Regions from separate parts of the Homo sapiens genome. Here region 2 is linked to region 1. Evidence: chromatin loops called from intact Hi-C (ENCODE). Cell type or tissue: PC-3. All regions are shown on one strand. Each heading gives the region's core, and the rest is flanking DNA. Links, peaks and the distances in the headings are about the cores only. Region 1 has its middle 200 kb from the start of LINC03106. Region 2 has its middle 110 kb from the start of LINC03106.

Region 1 (10,507 bases), core at 3,262-8,261:
TAGGTCTCTGTGGCCTCTGAACTCTACAGCCAAATCTAATGCTTTTTAAAAAGTATTCAGCCCAAATGGGCATGATGTCTGACTTAGTTCTGGCTCTAAAATCACATCATCCTACACATCATCCGAAGTCCAAACCCCAGATACAATACTTACTGGCTTTTAACCTTAGGCAAATTGGCTACCCTCCCTAAAGTTGATTTTGCTATTTTAGAAAGCAGGAAGAGGGAGGAGGTCGTCAAAATAGTATACATTCCAATGAGTCATCATACAGATTTGATGCAGTGAGTTATGTAGTACCCTTAGCCCAGTGACCAGCACAGAGTAGGTATCCAATAAATAGCAGCAAATTAATTTATATTTAGTCTTTCTTTCCAATATTATTTGCGTGTGTGATGGTCATGAGGAGCACAAAAGATTTACTCCCAAAGTCTATGTTCAGAAAGAGCAAGCACTTTTTGAATCTTGATTATTCTCCTCTTCAAGTAGACTATTTCTTATTCAACAAAGGGCTATGTTTTCAACTCCTTTGTACTTGCTTTGAAAAAAATACTTTAGATGTTCTAATTAATTTTTATTGATCTTTTCTAAAATCTTTCCAATTAGTTCCCTCCTTTATTGTTGATAACAGTGATTAGCCTTTCACCTAATGCACTTAACAATATTCTGTGGAGGAGACAGGATTAATCTCTTTTTTTTTATATGCATGATCTTTACATAGATTACTTTAGGCTCTGTCTACACAGACAAAGGGTGAAGGGGGGAATAGGTGAATTTAGACAGAAAAACATTAGCTAAGAATAATACTTTTTAATTAAAAATGATTTCTACTTTACTTAATTCAATACTATCAACAACACTCTCATTCTCCATAGGCACAGACTTTACACAAGTACAATGATTCCTGGAATTAATGCACTTCTATTACATCAGAAATCTTGAAATACCTGTTTATTAGTTGGAACATTTCAGGGTTTAGGGGCAGTTAGCCATAGAAAGCCACCTATAAATAAGTATAATAAAAATGTTAGAAGACCAACAGGTTTGTATGTCTCTTGTGCAGTAACAGACCAATACACAGAGATAGGAGGGTTTGCAGCACAGAGCTTCATAATTGCAGGGCATCAAGTGAGGAGATGGGAGGAGACCTGTAAGAGTTAAAGAAAGAGGAAAGAAACATGAAAAGCAGCTCAACAGTCAAAGACAGGTTTATTTTGGGGAATAAACCTGAGAGGGACTTCTGGCCGAGTTAGGTCAGAGGCATTCTCTCTCACAGACTAAGAGTTTTTAGGGATTCAGGTGGCATACCTTATCACAGGCTTCGAATGTTTCTGTGTCTCTTTGTCTTGCTTATGTGGGAGGGAGAGTTTTTGTATACATCTTCCTGCAGCTGCAGGCATACCCCCTGAGTCTTCTTTTAGCTTTCCTATCTTAGTGCACCTAAAGGGAAAGTAATGTGCTTACCAGGGCCCACTGTTTTACTGGGGCCCATTGTGTGAGTGTGAAGTTTGGTGGTTACCCAAGAGACTTTCCCCCTCCCTCTGTGTCTGACCTGTCTTATCTGTGTTTTACTGTCTGCTCTTTCTTGCTGCTTGTTGTTAGAAGAGAAGTGATTTCCTTGAAATGCATGAGGTTAGAAAGGGAGCTAGAACTTAAAGAGGTGGTGTTTGTCCAAGATGATGGTGCCCCTGCTGTCAAGACCCTAACATCCACCTCCCCAAGGATTCTGGGCTGGGGTTTTTAAGGAGATCATGGAGGGTGAGGGGCTAGAAAACTGGAAACATTGAGTGGTCAGGGTAAGGGTAATAAAGTTATCAGGATGGGAAAACTGCATTCTTTGGTGAGTCAGCTCCTGTGGCGTCCTTTGGAAAAGTGGATGTTAGTAGTTTCAATGGAATGTAGGACCTGAAAGAGTATCTCAAGGGGAAAACTTAACATTTCATAATGTTTAAGTTGTTATCTACAAAGCAGTTAAGGGGAACTATAATCTAGGATCTACGTGAGTCTAGAACAATAGGCACCAAAACACTATGAGGAAGCAGGTCAGAAAGCAAGCTGACCTAATCATTAATGCTGAATGTGCTACATTAATCTGAATGTTCTGCATAATTAAGCTTGGTGTATTTTCATTTCTACTACCCCCTTCTTCCCTGATTCATTTTATAAAATTTATAAGGATGGTTTCAAAAACTTACATTTACACATACATTAATATACACATTTATGGTATTTGCTGTTCCTGGTACTATGTACAGTTATCAGAAGTCTTTTAAAACATATTTGAACTTCATCCAGGCAGAACATTAGACACTATAGTTTTATAAGGGTAATTGAGTAATAATAGTAGAAAATATATTACTTCCTGAGTAATATAAACAGTATACTATTGAACATGAGGGGAAGTTCACATTAGGAAACAGCCAGTCATGCAGCAGAATTCATGATCTAAGTCTTCTTCTCTCAAAATCATATGGCACTTGGTGAATAAAAACCAAAAGCAGATTCCATCTGTTTTATCAAAATATAAGGTTATTTATCCTCTATCCTTAATGATTAATCCAAACAGGACAGAATTCTATATTTAACATTATTGAGCATGTTAGATTATGCATTCTTCATTAGAAAATATAAATCATTTTATATTTCAGTCATGATAAAATGTGATGCAATCTTTTCCATTTTTTCCAGTGTCAAAGTGCTTACTCCCATTATGAAATGTCAATGAATCAATGGAAAAGAGTAAAACTATAGTTCCCATAAATCATTACTTTGAAAAAGAGAAAAAAAATGTTAAAGACTTCTTGACATACAGCAAAGAGTTTTCTTCAACAAATGTTAAAGAGTTAAAAATTAAAACCGTAGGCAATGCTTGGATTTATTGTTGTTTACTATCATCTAGATGTGTTAGGGGGGTATTAACTTTAGCTAGAGGTTCTAGATCTTAATTAGTAAAGTTTTATGATAGATGCAGAATTAAAATATTTAAAAAGGTTAGTTGATTTTAGAGTACGTGCCATGTCATTATGAGGAGAATGTATATTCTGTTGTTTTGGCATGGAGAGTTCTGTAGATGCCTATGAAACAATCCTCAGCAAATTTTTAAAAACCTAAAATTATACCAACCACACACTCGGACGGCAGCACCATAAAAATAGAATATCATACAAAGAAAATAGCTCAAAATCATACAGTCATATAAAAATTAAGCAACCTGATCCTAGAATGACTTTTGAGTAAATAATGAAAGGAAAGCAAAAAAAGCCCATTACAATGTGGGCAAAAGACATGAACAGACACTTTTCAAAAGACACACATTCAGCCAAAAGCATATGAAAAAATTTGCAACATCACTAATCATTAGAGAAATGCAAATCAAAACCACAATGAGATACCATCTCACACCAGTAGAAATGGCTATTATTAAAAAATTTAAAAATAACAGAAGCTGGTGAGGTTACAGAGAAAAGGAAACACACACTTCTTGTGGGAGAGTAAATTAGCTCAGCCATTGTGGAATGCAGTGTGGTGATTCCTCAAAGAACTGAAAACAGAATTACCATTCAACCCAGCAATCCCATTATTGGACATATACCCAAAGGAATATAAATTATTCTACAATAAAGTCACATGCACATATATGTTTATTGCAGCACTATTCACAATAGCAAAAACATAGAATCAACCTAAATGTTCATCAATGGTAGACTGGATAAAGAAAATGTGGTACATATACACCACAGAGTACTATGCAGCCTTAAAAAAAAGTGAGATCATGTCCTTTGTAGACGCATGGATGCAGCTGGAGGCCATTATCCTAAGCAAACAGAAACAGAACACATGAACGGAAAACCAAATATTGCATATTCTCATTTATAAGTGAGAGCTAAATAATGAGAACACATAGACACAAAGAGGGGAACAACAAATGCTGGGACCAAGTTGAGGGTGGAGGGTAGCAGAAGGGAGAGGATCAAAACAAATACCCATTGGGCACTGTGCTTAGTACCTGGCTGATGAAATACTCTCTACACTAAATGACCATGACACAAGTGTGCCTATATAACAAACCTGCACGTGTACCCCTGAAACTAAAAGTTAAAAAAAATTTTAAAGAAAAAATCAATGTCTAATTATTACAGAAGTAGTATCAATAAGCATAATATTCTATAGCCAAATTTATCTCAGGCCAGACTTTGCCTTTTGGAGGGCTCAGATTTTGACAGTACACAGAGAGAATATAAAACCATGCAGACTTATGCTAACTGATTCAGTTCCTAAATCTGATATGTAAATCAGAATTCCAAATTGTTAACGTATGATTAAAATATAAATGCAACTGTTAGTTTACCTTAGTAAATTTTCTACTTTTTTTTTTGCTTTTTTAGTTTTCTGTTTCTTTTACTTATATTAATACTTTTTATAAAGATTCAGTCTACTCTTGCCAACACAGAATCTGATGTCTTTGTGGCACAGATAGAGATCTTTAATTTTCTGCCTCATCAATATCTATTAAACTGTTTCCCCATAGTTGAGCAACCATATAGTTTGGGTAGGGATATAGAAGGGGAACATAGTTATTACCTAACCTCATTTTCAGGTGAGAACACAAATTTTCTAATCTAATCAAGATAATCCCATTTCCTCTGCCACATTGATTGATGCAGATGACCCAGCCAAGAGACAATGATCAAAATGCCTTGTTCCCACAAAGTTCATTTATAAAAGTTAATTCATAACAGCTGAAAAGTTAAACCAAATAAGAAATGAAGGGTGGTATGCTACTAATCTTTCCAAAGGAGAATGTCTTGCTCTTCTCAGAAAACTACCAACACATTCTCTTATCTTGGAAGGTTAGAATTGTAGAAACAATTTTGATACCACATGGAGAACCACTCCTTTGGATGATGCTCATCCTGCAAATCAGACCCCAAAGGTCAAAACTGGTCTGAGATGACACTGTAGATATGCTGAATCAAACCATTCCTGAAGACAATCTGTGGAGAATTTAAAGTATGTCTACAATTTTTTTTTTTACTTCTTTAATAGATAGAGCTTAATTTTCCTCTCTTGGACTGAACCTAATGACTCACTTCTAACAAGTACAGTGTGGCAAAAGTGACAGCATCTAACTTCTAAAACTAGACCATAAAAGGCTTTGCAAATTCCTTCTCTCTCTCATCACATATCCTAGGGGAAATCAGCTGCATTGCTATAAGGACACTCAAGCAGCCCTGAGAGGTCCACATGCCATGGAAATGAGCCTCCTGCTAAGAGCAGAGAGGAACCGAGGTCTCTGCCACCTACAATGTGAGTGAGTAATCTTGGAAGGAGACTCACCAACCCCAAGCAAGTGTTCAGATAACTACAGTGCTGGCCAACAACTTGACTGCAACCTATGGGAAATCCTGACCTAGATCCACCAAGCAAAGCCATTTTTTAATTATTGATTCACAGAAACTACAAAGTAATGAAAGTTTATTATCTTAAGCTGCTAAGTTTGGGGATAATTTTTTACATATCACTAGATAATTAAGGCACAATCCTACCTCAGAATGTCTAACCTAAGGAGCCAATAATTCCTCTTTATTGTTCTAATTACTTGAATTGGGTCTTAAGTTATTTTTATCATTAAATACAGTCCTAAATGTTACAAGGTCATATAGTGTTTACCCTGATCCATTAAAGGTTAATATTGTAGTTTAACTCCAAAAATATATTCTTTATATTCAAACTATTGAGCAGAAAGAAAGTGGAAAGGAAGTACTTTCTTGGTAGTAAAACTGCTGGGAAGAAATAGAAAGGAAATATCATTTTTTATAATAATATGAGGAAATCATCAGAGAAAAGATTGTATCTAAGGCAAAGTAGATGAAGAAAATAAAGACGTCCACCATCTAAAATTCACTGTCAAAATGGATTTCTCTCTCTATAAATATGGTTTCCTGACACTAAAGCTGTTGGTTCGAAGTACAAGGCCTTGGAGTCTCAGCCTTCTGTCACAATCAGATTCAGGCAACAATGCTACTGCCCAGATTACAATGACTAAATCTTTAGGTCTAGGCAAACCCAAGTCATGCTGTGAATGTTTGGTGGAATGTACAAGGCTCTATTATTCTGAGGTCAGGAGCACAGAAAGCTGATTTACAACTTGGAAATCATGTCAGTTGGTCAAGTATCAGAAATCTAGATCAGGAATGAAAGAAAAAAAAACAAATATGACTATCCAAATATCTGAAAATTGATATAGACCAAATAGATTGATTTTCAGTAACCTAATACCTTGAAATAGATTATGGAAACCCAGTAACTAAGACTCATAAATGTCAATGTATAAACCACTTAAAGAGTGAAGCAGAAAATTGCCATGCAGCAAAGAAATCCAATGATTCAGACACACAAAGAAATCCAATGATTCAGGCACCCAGAGATAAAATTGGCACTAAGCTAAGCCAAGTGCACTAAGCACGTCCACCTGTGAAGATGAAAGAGGAATGATGGTAAAAAATGAAGCAATTGTTTTAGTGACAACTGCCATGAAACTATACTAAATTTTGCACATTTTTATTGACTCTTTTAAAAATCTAAAGAAGTTGAACTCAGAAGCAGAAAGCAGAATTGTGCTTACCAGGGATTGGGAGATAGGGATTGGGGAAATGTTGGTCAAAGGGTACAAAATTTCAGACAGACAGGAGGAATAAGTTTAAGAGATCTATTGTACAACATAGTGACTACAGTTAATAACAATGTATTGTATTCTTGAAAACGTTCACTAAGAAAGTAGATTTTAAGTGTTCCTACCACAAAAAAATGATGCGTGTGAGGCAGTACATACATTAACTAGTTCTATTTAGCCATTCCACAATGTATACATATTTCCAAACTTCTTGTTTTACATGATAAATATATAAAATTTTTATTTATCAATTTTAAAAAATTAATATAATTTTTAAATAATACATTAATTTTTTAAAACAGAAATATTCATTGTTACTATTGTTTACATGGAAAACTATGACCTGTCTGGTGATACAGATGACGGAAAGAAGGTGAACTTTTCCATGGTTTGCAAAAAAGCAGAATTCTCACTGCATAATCTGTTTCCAGCTCAACCATTTCACTTCACCTTAATATTGCCAGACCATATAATAAGCAGTAAGGGCACCATCACAATAGTTAGAAGCAGTGAACCTATGAATACAAATGTCAGACTAACTAGAGATGTTTTCCTTGATATTCTCTTCCAGTGACCATATCTTCTTGGATAGCCTTGTCATCTTGTGACCTAGGGCATGTGCCCATTAGGTCTATAATACTTCTCAGACACATGGAGATTCTTCTGATTTTCTGGTGTCAAGGCTATCACATTTATATTATCCAGCATCAGGCTAACACCAAGACTACATAGAATCTACAGTAGAAGGTATCATTACATCATTAAATATTGGAACACTAAATGATAAAGAACGATATAAGCAAATACTGGGAAATAAAAGCAAAACACAGAAAAGATCTAGCCATCTGCAGTTTTCTTCCCCATAAATCAGGGGCCCATAGAGTTGACTTTAATTCTGACTGATAGTCCCCTTTTAGGTTTCTCCAATAAAAGACCCAGTATTTTAGGATACGTTTCTGCACCACATTTTATAAATACCAGACACATTTAACTGGTACATATCACCTTGGTTTAAACAGAAATATGCCAACTGGTCCATATTTTAATGGTGAACACCATTACATATATGTGTGCAATTTACATATGAAATTTATATATGTGTATATATGTATAATATATATGAAAAATTTAAAAATAGTTCTTGCAATAAGTCCCTTTTAAGATTAAAGATTTATAAATTACAGTTTTCTTTTGGATTACAAAATGAACACACATTAGATTAGCACAACAATGTAATAACAAGACAATGCAAGTTACAACTAATATCTCTTTTTTATAACCACATATCAATCTACTGGATTCAAATTTGAATGTAATTTCTTGGAATAAATGTATTTGGTCAAGCCCTGCATATGACTACATTAACCCAAAGCAAAAATAATAAAAAATATTTTCTGTTCTTTGATGCATATACAAAATTTATCAGTGCTAAAGGACAAATATATTTGAATAAATATATTCATTTTCAACAGCTAACAACTTTCTATTCCCCCTACTCTGTTTGATTTTTAATTTGTATTTTTATATCCATCATAGAGAAGATAGATTTCTTGTTGCTCTTATTTTATTAAAGGTCTGCAGTGGTTGAGGACACATTTCACATTCAGTGTGACCTATTAATAAAGGTAATTTACATATTCTAAAATTAACATAAATTCTGCAGCTATTTATGCATGCTATCCCTTTGTACTCAAGGCAGGTAATAGGCTTTTTGTATATGTTGTGAAGAGAAATAACTCAAGTTATTCAAATATCTCAGTTGCAAATCCATCACTGATTTTTTTTACATTCTCTTTTGCATTTGTCTTTCACCAGTATATCTCTACTAGGCACATTGCAACAGAATGTTAACTTTTTAGTTTAATGACTTTAAACTTCAAAAGAGGATCTTCAATAATTTTAGGTAAGGCATGTAATATTTACTACTATGTTCTATAGGAAAATTTTTGACTCTAACTTTATCCACACAACAATAAACAATCATTGTTTCTGCAGCAATTGTCAATGGGCCTTTAAGGCTGTCCCAAACTTCCCTGGTTTCTCTGTAACCCTCCATTTTCTTTTCTTTTCTTTCTTTCAGACGGAGTCTCTCTCTGTCACCCAGGCTGGAGTGCAATGGCAAGATCTCAGCTCACTGCAACCTCCGCCTCCCGGGTTCAAGTGCTTCTCCTGTTCTGCCTCAGCCTCCCGAGTAGCTGGGATTACAGGCACCCACCACCACGCCAGGCTAATTTTTTTGTATTTTTAGTAGAGACGGGGTTTCACCATGTTAGCCAGGATGGTCTTGATCTCCCGACCTCGTGATCGGCCCGTCTCGGCCTCCCAAAGTGCTGGGATTACGGGCATGAGCCACCGTGACCAGTCTTGCTCCCCTCCATTTTCTATACTCCACTCATGCCTTCTAAAGCTATCTGTTAAGTGCAATTCCACTTGGATTCCTTGCTAGGCACTCCTGAGGGTCAAAATAAAAGCCTAGAAAATTTCCACTTTTGGAGACACCACGTATATTTAAATTAAAAAAAAGAAGGAAGTCAAAACAGAGTTACAACAACGACTTACAAAACAGCTTTCTAAAATGCTTATATTTAGCAAATTAATGATTTGCCTTTGGCACACATGCCCAAATACAATAAATTTAAATACCTTATTCCAAGATAATTGCAGGATTTACAAAAATTAATTAAGTAATTAGAACACTGAAGGCAAGTTCAGAAAAAAAGACACAGGAGTAAAGTTCTATGATGGAGATGTGAGTCTGTTAGGATTTTTCTGGGGCTCTTTATATAACTTACTAACAGATAATACTAAAAGTCTAAATTCAAGGCCTTTTCATGGATGTGAGGTCAGAACTAAATGGTCCTCTTATCCTAGTTGTGCCAAGTTCTGAGGCCAATCTGAAATTCAACCGAGCAAAAACATGTAACTCACCCTGTGTATATTATTTTCTTTTCTATTTCTATTGTATATAAAAATGTTTCTTTGTTTTTATTACAATCCTCTTAAATCCTGTGTCAAAAGAGGTATGGATTTTTCACAGATAAATTTTGAAACAGCATTTAAAATTATAGAGAAAAATAGCAGTATCAAAAGTATTTTCTAGAAATTGATTTTTACTTTTTAATCATACACAGATTTTCTTAGTGACAATTAATTAATTACCTCAATCCTCTTCTTACTGAAGAGGAGATTATTGTTCCTATTAATATTACCACAGCTAATATTCACTGAATGTTTACTATGTACCAGACACCATATTAAGCATTTCACATGCATCATCTCACTTTATTTTCACATCATCCATATAAGTAGGTTATATTATTTGCTTATTTTACAGATATAATATCAGTTGCATACTTAGCAAGCCTGAAACCTAAAAAGAAGGTTAATAATTTTAGCCTCAGCCTCATGAGGAATAAGAATTGCATATATTAGAATAACTACTACTGTGTAGAGTGAACTTGACTCCTTCAATCTCCATTAAAACATAAACAGTAAACTACCTAAATGTTTAAAAAGCATGAATATTGAATATGAAAAGAATCTATCCATAGAAAGCAAATATAATAAACGAAAAGTTGCATAAACAAAAAAGTCACTTGAAAAATAGTTTGGTTTTGACTATTATAGCCCGTTGTTTCACCCACCCTTTTTCAAATTGTGCTCTATCAGTGTCGACAAATCTTCCTGAGTTACACAAAAAGAGAACCATAATTGTAGCTATCCAGGTTGTTTCATTTTTTCTTGCCAAGGGTTGAGGGAAGAGATTGTGATGGCTGAGTATAAGGAGAAATCTTTCAGCTATGTCAAGTCATGAATAAAAACTAACAGAGCAAGACC
Region 2 (10,507 bases), core at 2,903-7,902, 91 kb before region 1:
AAAAGAGAACACTATGTAGATTGCTATGACAGTGTCATTAGTTTCTATTAGTATTCTACCATTTCTATGAGTTATCTTACCTCCCTGTATTAATTCATAAAACTCTGATCAGTGTCCTGAGAAATGTCCTTAACACACCTCCATGAGAGTTTCTTTTTTATTTGGAAATCAAGCCACCATAGCTGGGAATGTAACAGAGGATTCTATCCAGAGATAGGAAAAGGACAAGATATAACATTTCCCAGTCAGTCCTTCCAAGTTCTGGAATTCTGTGAGACACCAGCAAATAAAGTGACTCAGCACAGAATCCAGAATAGGTGATTCAGAAATCAAGTGGCTGCTTTGACACAGGTTGAGCAGGATAATAAAACCATTCACCAATTTCACCAGCAAACAGGCAGAGATGACCTTAGAAAAAGACCATACTGATGACCAGAAATACTTTCAGCTGCCATCAGCAACATTATCTATTCATGAAGTTATGTTTATTTGTTTTTTGCTTCAAACATACAAATTAACCAGCTACTTAAGTTGTCTTTGCCTTTGACATCAGCATGAATAGCAACAATACATATTACACATCTTTTAACAACACAGAAGAGAGCTGGTTTGTAAAATATAAAATGCAATGACAAAACTTCTGTCATTCTCCTCCTCCCCCCACCATGAAGTGAGCCCTGCACAGTCTTCTCACAGTTTTCAATGTATTAGTATAAACATTGCTTAACCCCAGTTAACTCCAGAAGCAAGATCTACATAAAAGAAAAATGAGAGGAGAAAGAAAAGAAAAAACCCATCTCTGTGTATTTAGCTGGAAGGAGACAAACGTCCTGCAACAAAACACATTCTTATGTGTTGAGTTCTGTCTTCTAATTATAAATGTGGAATTTCAAAATAAAAGAACAAAGTAAAGAGACAGTGTCCCCAGGGAAGCAGAAAGGCTGGCTTCCAGGAGGCTTGGAAGAGAACATTTCCTTTATTGAATTCATCCTGTCCGAGGTCCGTCCTTCAGTTACATAGGCTCAGAAACCTAATTTATCAAATCTGGAGAAAAGAGGGCAGTCCATATTCATCGAATTGTATGTAAAATGATCAATTCATTAATCAACAATGGAAACTGTAACAATCATACAAAATCACATGGCCAGAATACTCTGTTCCTTTTGAACAAATCTACATTGGATGCTGAATCATAATCATAAAAATGCTTGGAAAACAGAGACTCAAAGACAAGAGAATTGTTGGCTGATTTGCATATTTGACACCTTCAGGACAAAATAACCAACTTCATGTGTCTATGCTTCCTACAGGAATCTGTTTGTGAACTTGGTCAATCAACTATTTGATCAGAACTTCCCTCTTACATTTTTTTTAAATCTGGTTTCCTACCAGGACTTATACCGTAACACTTCAAGGGCGGTTTTAGTTTACTGGTTAGTTAGGTAAATTTTTGTTAAAATCTCAGTGACTGACCCAATTGTTAAAGACTAATTGAAAAAAATTAATGCCTTGTGTGTGTGTGTCTATATATCTATATCTATATCTATATCTATATCTATATATCTATATCTATATATATATCTATATATATATAATTTTAAGCCTCTTTCACATATTTTTTATTCTTAGAATTTCTTGAACACGGAACAAAACCTCTAATGTAAGTTTTAAAATACAAAAATCACTGGGAAAGAGGATGGATGGATAGATAGATAGATAGATAGATAGATAGATAGATAGATAGATAGACAGAGATATAAATATACAACTTGCGGTTATAAGCATTTCAAAGAACTTACATGCACAATTAAAGTAGTATGATGATTTCTCTCCCTCCTTGACTCTGCTATCCTCCTCACTATCCTGGAACTATGGAACTAAGTTTTATTCTACTCTCTTTCAGAATTCACATTCCAATACCTAGATCCAGAATCTGTTTATTCACTGGTTGTTTAAAGGAACAAATATATAGAGTGACATATTTTCCTACACGTGGGAAATTCTCATTCCTGCTTCATAGGAATGAGACTTTGGGTGGATCCTAAGAACCTTTTCAGAGTGATAGGGTGATAGACTGAGGAGGGTGGAAAATAGAAGCAGATGTGGAACACAGACAGAAAAGACTGGGAATCTCAAAGACATGTTTTTACTAGTTAAAAATTTTGCTCAAGATTGATCTTCAATATTTTATTGCTTTCCTCTCTAGCTCTGCTCAGGGAATATTCCTAAATTAGATTTTAGAAAAAAATCCTGGGAAGCAGCCCCTCCCTACCCTTTGTTTTTTCTTCCTTCTAGTCTCCTTCCTCTATGCAAATTTCAGGAACATTCTGATTTCAAGGATGACTGGAGAGAAGGGAAGCAGCAAAAATGAGGTAAGAGTTAAAAGGAATGGAGCAAGGCAAAAAGAAACGTTCTCCACGTTTACAAATTGAATTATTACTTTGGTAAATTCTCTTCCTTTTATAGGAATGGAAGTAAACCAGAATTTACTAAGATTCAACAGAAATGTTCCCACTTTTGAAGGATAAAAATGACCAACTTATAAACCATATCCTAAAGGACTTCACTAAATTAAATAACAGAAACTGAAAGAAAACATTTTATATTAATCACAGAACAAAATATATATATAGACACCATAAGACAGAAAAGAATCCAGGAACTCAGCTATAAATTCAATAACAGAAAGGGATACAAATTACAAAGTTTAAGCTGCCAAACGCTGCACAGTAAACAGATTCCATCTTGCGTTCATGAGATTTCAGCACAATTGTTGGTTAATTTCTTCTTTAATTTTTTTAAGAACAATGTAACTAATTCCTTCTCACTGCAATTTAAGAAACTAGATAAGAGCAAGGTACACACAATAGGAGTTCTGATGATATCTAATTTGAGCTGTGCCAGGACTAGTCTGTTCCAGTTCCAAGCCAGCCTATGAAAACCTGACTCACCTTTTGTTAGTCCTGTAGGCACAATCTATCTGCTCTATTCTAATTGCAAAATTGCCACAACTCATAATAATGAAAGTCAGATCAGAGCTGCATTTTCGAATCCAGTTAAGTTTGCATATTTAACTTACAGCAAAAAGTGTTCATGGAAGTCATGGAGATACCTATATGGAATAGAAGAAGTCATTGTCATGAAGCCAGCCTTTACACACAGATACAGATTTACAACTAAGTATTATTCAAGTAATTTTGTGTAAGTTGCTCAGATTAGAACTCTGAAAACTAAACAAATGTTTGAGTAACAAATTTCTTCTTGGCAAGACTTTAGAATTTTCAGGATGGAAGAATTTGGGGTGGTGGTTGAATATGATTTCCTTTTGCCTAGTGAGGTGAAATAATAGTCAAGGGCATTGGCAGTACAATCATGTTCCCTAACCCTGAGTCCTGGATGTACTAGTGGGACACTGAGGAAGTTATTAAATTTTATTAAATTTTCTAAGCCTTGGTCTTCTCATCTGTAAGATAGTGATAATAGTAGTACTCTAGTCAGAGGGCTGTTATGTGGTTTAAACAACAATTCATGAAAAAGTGGAACATGGTATGTTGTTTTTAAGGTATAAATAGAAATATCCTCGAATATATTTGGGATGCCCTAAATAACTTTTTTTTTTTTTTTTTTTTTTTTTGAGACAGGGTCTCACTCCGTTGCCCAGGCTGGAGTGCAGTGGTACGATCACTGCTCACTGTAGCCTCAACTTCCTGGGCTCAAGAGATCCTCCCCACTCAGACTTCTAAGTAGCTGGACCACAAGCACATGCCACCACATCAGGCTAATTTTTTTTTTCTTTTTTGTAGAGATTGAGGTCTCACTGTGTGCCTAGGATGGTCTTGAACTCCTGGGCCCAAGCAATCCTCCTGCCTCAGCCTCCTAAAGTGCTGGGATTATAGGCATGAGCCATTGCACCTGGTTAAATGACTTGAGAGATTTTGAATGTTAAATAACTAATGAAAGTGAAGTACTACTTATGTATTTCTCTCCCAAAAAGGATAAGTTGATATTGATATAAACAATTTACATATCTTAAAAGAATAAACACATTCTCATATTTTGGACCATCTTCCTGAATGAAACTCAAAGCCATGGCACTTGAAGTAAACGAAGATGTCTTCTAGAGACCATAGAGTTATTTCCCAAAAAGGCAGTCAATAAATGATTTCCTCATTTTATCTACAGGATAGAATCTCCTAAGACATGAGATGCATGATTGGTTAATAGCTATTAATAGATATTTCTACTTGAATTTGAGTTTCTTAAATCCACATGGAATCTATGTAGTGGATAACAGAAATAAATAAAGGAAACCACTGCTCATTTTATTTACCTGTAAGTGTTGAGTCAGTTTTGTATGCTGTCATAATCCTCAGTCTAGACCACAGTCTCTCCATCATGCCACTAGCTGGCATGAGAGGAAGGGAGACAAAGACCGCACAGCTAGCAATGTGAGTACAGAGACACACATGAGAAGACACATACAAAGAACAAGGAACATCTCCACAAAACAGCAAAAGCAAATCATATATTCAGGAAAGACAAATGTATCTTATCTTTCTAAGAAGTCGATGTTGTGATTATTTTCAGTGAGAGATGTCAACTAACGGTGTTTCAGATTTAAGGCATGGAGGTTAAAAGCATGCTTTGGCTTGACAGTCTTTATGAGAGTCACACATATTATGTGACCTTGAATTTTTTTCTAAATCTTAGTTAACTCACAGGTAAAATAAGTAATAATGTCTCTATCTCTGGGTTATTTTGATAAGTAACTGAGATAATGTATGCAAAATATAGCACAAAGCTTGGCACATAGCATGTTACCAGAATGTGATAGCTATTATTATTGCTATTATTGTTTGCTAATTAAAACATTTATGAGAATAGTTTTATTTTTTATTTTTCAATGATAAAGACTAGCCTTCTGCTAGATTTTTAAATTAAAAGAAAACAAAAACAAAAACAAATCCCAGCCAGCTACAACCTAAAAGCAAAACAAGGCTCAAAGAGGGAAAGCAATGCTAAGACTCTCTTTAGAAGGCTTGTTTTCATTTAAATGCCATTCAAAACAAGGACAGTGTTCCTATGAAGCTTAAAAGATATGTATGTAAAATAGAGCAAGTGGAGACATGAATTCATATAATTTATTGCTGGAAAGAAACAGACAAGATCTAATTCTATACACTCATCTTAGAAATGAGTAAATTCATGCCTAGAAAATGAGTGTTTATTTTTCCACCACCACGCCCAGCTAATTTTTGTATTTTTAGCAGAGACGGGGTTTCACCATGTTGGCCAGGATGGTCCCGATCTCTTGACCTCGTGATCTGCCCACCTCGGGCTCCCAAAGTGCTGGGATTACAGGCATGAGCCACCACATCAGGCCTTATTATTATTTTTTATTTATTTTATTTTATTTTATTTTATTTTATTTTATTTTATTTAAGACAGAGTCTTGCTCTGTTGTCCAGGCTGGAGTGCAGTGGCACAATCTCAGCTCACTGCAGCCTCTGCCTCCCCAGTTCAAGCGATTTTCCTGCCTCAGCCTCCAGATTAGCTGGGATTAACAGGCACACATCACCACACCCAGCTAATTTTTGTGTTTTTAGTAGAGACAGAGTTTTACCACGTTGGCCAGGCTGCTCTAGAACTCCTGGCCTCAAGTGATCTGTCTGCCTTGGCCTCCCAAAGTGCTCGGATTACAGGCTTGAGACACCGCATCTGGCCAGAAAATGAATATTTCAAGATCACTAGAAGGTTAGTTACCAACACTAGAACCCAAGTATCTGCCAGTCTTTCTATAAAGACCAACAGCTTTCCACACAATTCATTCCTGTTCTTAATTATCAGCTACAGTAGAGTTTCTTGTGAGGAAAATCAGACTTCTGAAGCAATTCTGGAATGCCCTTGGGCACTGACAAAGGGAGAGAGTTAGGATAATGACACTTTTATATTAGATTTTTGGGATGCTTTAGGTGATGTCATTTCCCAATTTCATTGCAAGAAAGTATTTTGGTTTTATTCCCATGACTCAAAGCAATGAAAGAAAGTCAAACACAGAAGGTAGTATTTACCTAAATAATTGGAACAGCTTCTTATGAGCTGTTTTATTTACTTTTTGGGTAAATATATTTATTATTCAGGCAGTTTATTTTTATGCACTACATATTTATATAATATTTTAAATGCATATGGTTTTATAAACCCTGTCTAAAATACATTGTATGCCCACAATAATTATCAGAAATTGAAGTATATCATAAAAAATTCTATGAAACTTGAGAGAATTATAAGCATCTTCTATTTTACTACTGGTATAACCACTGTTGGATTTACAGAATGCCACTGCCAAACTATCTCAAAGACTGATCATTTTTCTATAATTATATATTTGTAGTCAAACACAGATATTGATGGTAAACTTAAAAAATTGGGGTTGATGAATAAACTCATAATTGCAAAATATGATCAGGCTGTTATTTAAGCCCATTAAATAATATTGTATATGACAAACATTTTTCTCTCACCGAGTGCCCAAACTTGGGGTAGGTAAGTAAGCACTTTGCTTTATCTCAGGGTTTCTCAGTTGCAGAACTCTTAATATTTGGAGCCAGAAAGTGATTTATTGTGGGGGGAGAGTCCTGTGGATTGTGGAATGTTTTACAGCATCCCAGGCCTCTACCCTCTAGATGACAGTAGTACTCTCTGCTCCGTTGAAGCAATCAGAAATGCCTCCTGTCATTTTCACATTTCCCCTGGTGGCAAAATTGCCTCCACTGAGGACCACTGCTTTAGATTATTAAATTCTCTCAATAATCCCATGAGGCAATGCATTACCACCTCTATTTTCTAGGTGAGGTGACGGATGCTTAAGAAATTTGGTAATTTGCTTGATTTGCTCAATGTCACACAGATAAAAATGGAAATCAAATAAACTGAAGATCTCAATAATATAATCATTGAACCCAACTACCTCACTCCAAGATCCAGGTGAATGGAATATCAAGTTCTGTGTATCCATAGATATCTTCTCAGAGCCATACAGAAATGGACAGGCTCTGCCCCTTTGAGAAAGCACATATTCCATTTCCCAGGGAAGTTTTTATGTTCATAGACAATGTGTCAGCCATTTTGAGTTATGCTACAGCCACAGACAATATGAATATTTCAGGGACTTAAAACACTCAAAGTTTTTTTCTGGCTCATATTGTATTGTCATTGTGAAGTGACATGGGCTCTGCTCCATCATCCCAAGATGCAGATCCTCCTGCTGGGACATGCCAGTCTCTGGCAGAGTGATAACAGAACCATATGATGGCTCCTGCAGTTTGCACTCAGGAGTGACACAGACCCCTTGCACTCAGTTTATATGGTTGAAGCAAGTCAAGTGGCCAAGTGTGACATCAGTGGGCAGAAAATATAGCCCTTCTTTGGGAAGAAGCGAAGTAGAGAAGGGCCAGGGAAAGAGCATCTTGGTAGTAAAAACAATAAACATTTTTGAAAAATAATTCTACCTTTTTACAATTACAAAGAAAAATGATCCAAGTGATTCATTTGTCACATGAAAGACAAATAGCTTTTTATTCAAAATGCGCATAACTGTATGTTCTCTGGAGGTACCTGTTTGAGAAAGAAATCCTAATGTGGCAGCCAAGTGCCAGAAATGGAAGAGTTATACATTCAATATTTTAGAACCTCAAAACAGTAACATATCAGAGACATCATAAGGCAAATGCATGCAGTGTCCCAATTGTTTCCAAACAGGATTTCTTCTGGAGACAGCACAGGTTCCTTTCCTTTTCAATAAATCTGTTCCATGATCTCTTAAATGGGAGCTCTAGAAACTATTCAATTTCTACCTGATCTAGGCTATTCTGAGTAAAGAGCAGATCAACTTCTAGAAATAGAAAGAATGCTTGTACTTGGTATTTGGTGAGAAGGCATTTCATCAATCGTGGGGATCTGTGGGAGGATCCAGCACAGGCTATTCATTTTAATGCTTTTACTACACAAACTTTTCTTTCCCCATTCTACCTTACCTTCCTCTGTCTCTCTGTCTGTCTGTCTCTTTCTCTCTCTCTCTTTCTCCCTTCCTCCCACCGCCTGTCTCATACACACAGTAATATACCCCACAAACTCTCAGGAAAACTTTTGATTAAAAATCATAGAAATATTCTAAAACAAAAAGGATTTTTTCAAATGTTTTTATCAGTCTTTTAGGGGAGCTGCATAATAAATGCATTTAACTTAAAGAATTAAAGTACACCAGAGAGAGAGAGATAGAGAAAAAGAAAAAAGAATAGGAAAAAGTAAAAAGGGAGCAAAATAGGTGTGAAACAGTGGTAATTCTTCAGCCCTCCTCTCATGGAGATATAAAATCTAATTTTCTTACACTTGAATTTGAACAAAAAGTAGAGACTTTCTTGATAAATAGAATGTAGCAGAAGTGACAGTCTAGACCTTCAAGGGTAATTGGTTATATAAAGCCTTGCAGCTTCAGTTCAGGCCTTTTATATCACTTAATGTTGTGGGTAAACTTCTGTCCCCAGAAGATATGTTGAAGTTTTTTTTTGTTGTTGTTTTTTGTTTTTTTTTTTTTTTTTTTAAAGAAGAAGTCTCGCTCTGTTGCCCAGGCTGGAGTGCAGTGGCACAATCTCGGCTCACTGCAACCTCCACCGCCCAGGTTCAAGTGATCCCCCTGCCTCAGCCTCCCGAGTAGCTGGTACTACAGGCGCACATCACCACGCCTGGCTAACTTTGTATTTTAGTAGAGATGGGGTTTCACCATGTTGGCCAGGATGGTCTCAATCTCCTGACCTTGTGATCCGCCCACCTCAGCCTCCCAAAGTGCTGGGATTACAGGCATGAGCCACTGCACCCGGCCGATATGTTGAAGTTTTAGCCCCCAGTCCCTGTGAATGTTAACTTATTGGAAAGTTGGGTTTTTGCACTTATAATCAAGTTGAGATGAAGTTGTATTGGATTAAGTAAGAAGGGCCCTAAATTCAATGACTGATATCCTTATATGGGGAGAGACATTTGGATACACAAAGATACACACACAGGGGAGACAGGAATGTAAAGACAGTGGCAGAAATTAGAGTGTTGCAGCCGCAAGCCAAGGACTGCTAAAGATTTTCAGGAGCCACCAAAGTTAGGAAGAGACAAGAAAGAATTCTTTCCTAGGGACTTCAAAGGGAACATCGCTCCATAGACACCTTGATTTCAGACTTCTAGCCTCCAAAACTGTAAGAGAATAAATTCGTGTCATTTTACACTGCCCAGTTTCTGGAAATGTGTTTACACTGCCTGGTTTTTGGAAATGTGTTATGGTAGCCATAGGAAACAAGTGCATTTCTTCTTAGGATGCTCCCTGTGGGAACCCATGCTCCATCTTGAATCATAAGCCACATGGAGAGTTTACATATGAACACTCTGGTCAGCAGCCCTAGCTGAGCTCCTGGTCAACAGCCAGCATCAGCTGTCAGACATCCCAGTTCAGGCAACAAGTTGTGAGTAAAGAAGTAGTCTTGGAACCTGACACCCTGTAGATATAAGATAATCTGCCCAGACAACACCTTCTAGACTTCTTGATCCACAAAATTGGAAGCAAAGTAAACTTATTGTTTGAAGATACTTAGTTTGGGAGTAATTTGTTACATGGCCATAAATAAATGGTACAGAATCCAATACCTGGAAGTGAATAGTTACCATAATAGAAAACTAAAATATGTAGCCTTGGCTGCTGGCTGGTACAAACTGGAAGATGAGGCAGCTGGTAAAAATTGGAAGGACTCCAAAGAGTCTGCTGGTGAAGACTTGAAGGACAATGAGGAAAATATTATTGTATACCAAAGAAAAAGGAATCCTGATCATGTAGTGACAAAAAATTTGGCAACATGGTTGCTTGCCATAGCATGGGAACAAAAAAAGTTTGCATTATGAATTTGGGGAGATTTCTGGACATAACATATAAGTATCAACTGGTCCAGCAAAACCTTTCTCGTATTTCTGACTGGGAAAATAATGAACAAAATAAATTATGTTTTAAGCTACTAAGTTGAGGATAAATAAATGGAGGAAAGGAACGTAGAAGAAATGGAAAACAGAATGTGATAGTTTAGGGGTGATAACAAATACTTAATATTCTTCCAATTGAGAGCTGAAGTCTAATTTCCCTACCTTTGACTCTGGACTAGTGACACAGCAATTTATTATGCAGCAGTGAATAACCAGAAGTGGGGAAAAGGGAGAAAGGGAACAAGATCAGTTTAAATAGTGAATGTTCTGGGATGAAAATAAAATGGAGATATAATTCTGCCTCTTAATGACAGAACAATTCACCTGCTGAATGTTTTCAAATGTTTAAAGATTATATATACAGTCACAATATGATCACTAACACAAACCAACTACTTTACGTGATATTTGACCAAAGAAATAGCTTCCTGTTTAATCCTAACTGTGTTGTATTCATTGAAACAAGGCATTTTCTTACACGGTATTTCCT

What was found. Peaks named below come from ENCODE experiments on the same cell type or tissue, not always from the same donor. Only the 100,000 strongest peaks of a DNase experiment are listed, where the experiment ranks them.
Region 2: a loop joins it to region 1, with 4 times the contacts of the local background. A loop is called at or near these places in 2 of 110 quality-filtered maps.

What each region holds. Positions count from the first base shown.
Region 1 is chr9:26,260,224-26,270,730 of GRCh38, forward strand. No RefSeq gene overlaps it. Among named protein-coding and RNA genes, the nearest start is that of LINC03106, 200 kb to the left of the region's middle. In PC-3, for the core only: no CTCF peak of the experiment used is centred there; a DNase peak (open chromatin) is centred at 5,218; H3K27ac peaks cover 2,343 bases.
Region 2 is chr9:26,169,571-26,180,077 of GRCh38, forward strand. No RefSeq gene overlaps it. Among named protein-coding and RNA genes, the nearest start is that of LINC03106, 110 kb to the left of the region's middle. In PC-3, for the core only: no CTCF peak of the experiment used is centred there; DNase peaks (open chromatin) are centred at 4,391 and 5,901; H3K27ac peaks cover 2,987 bases.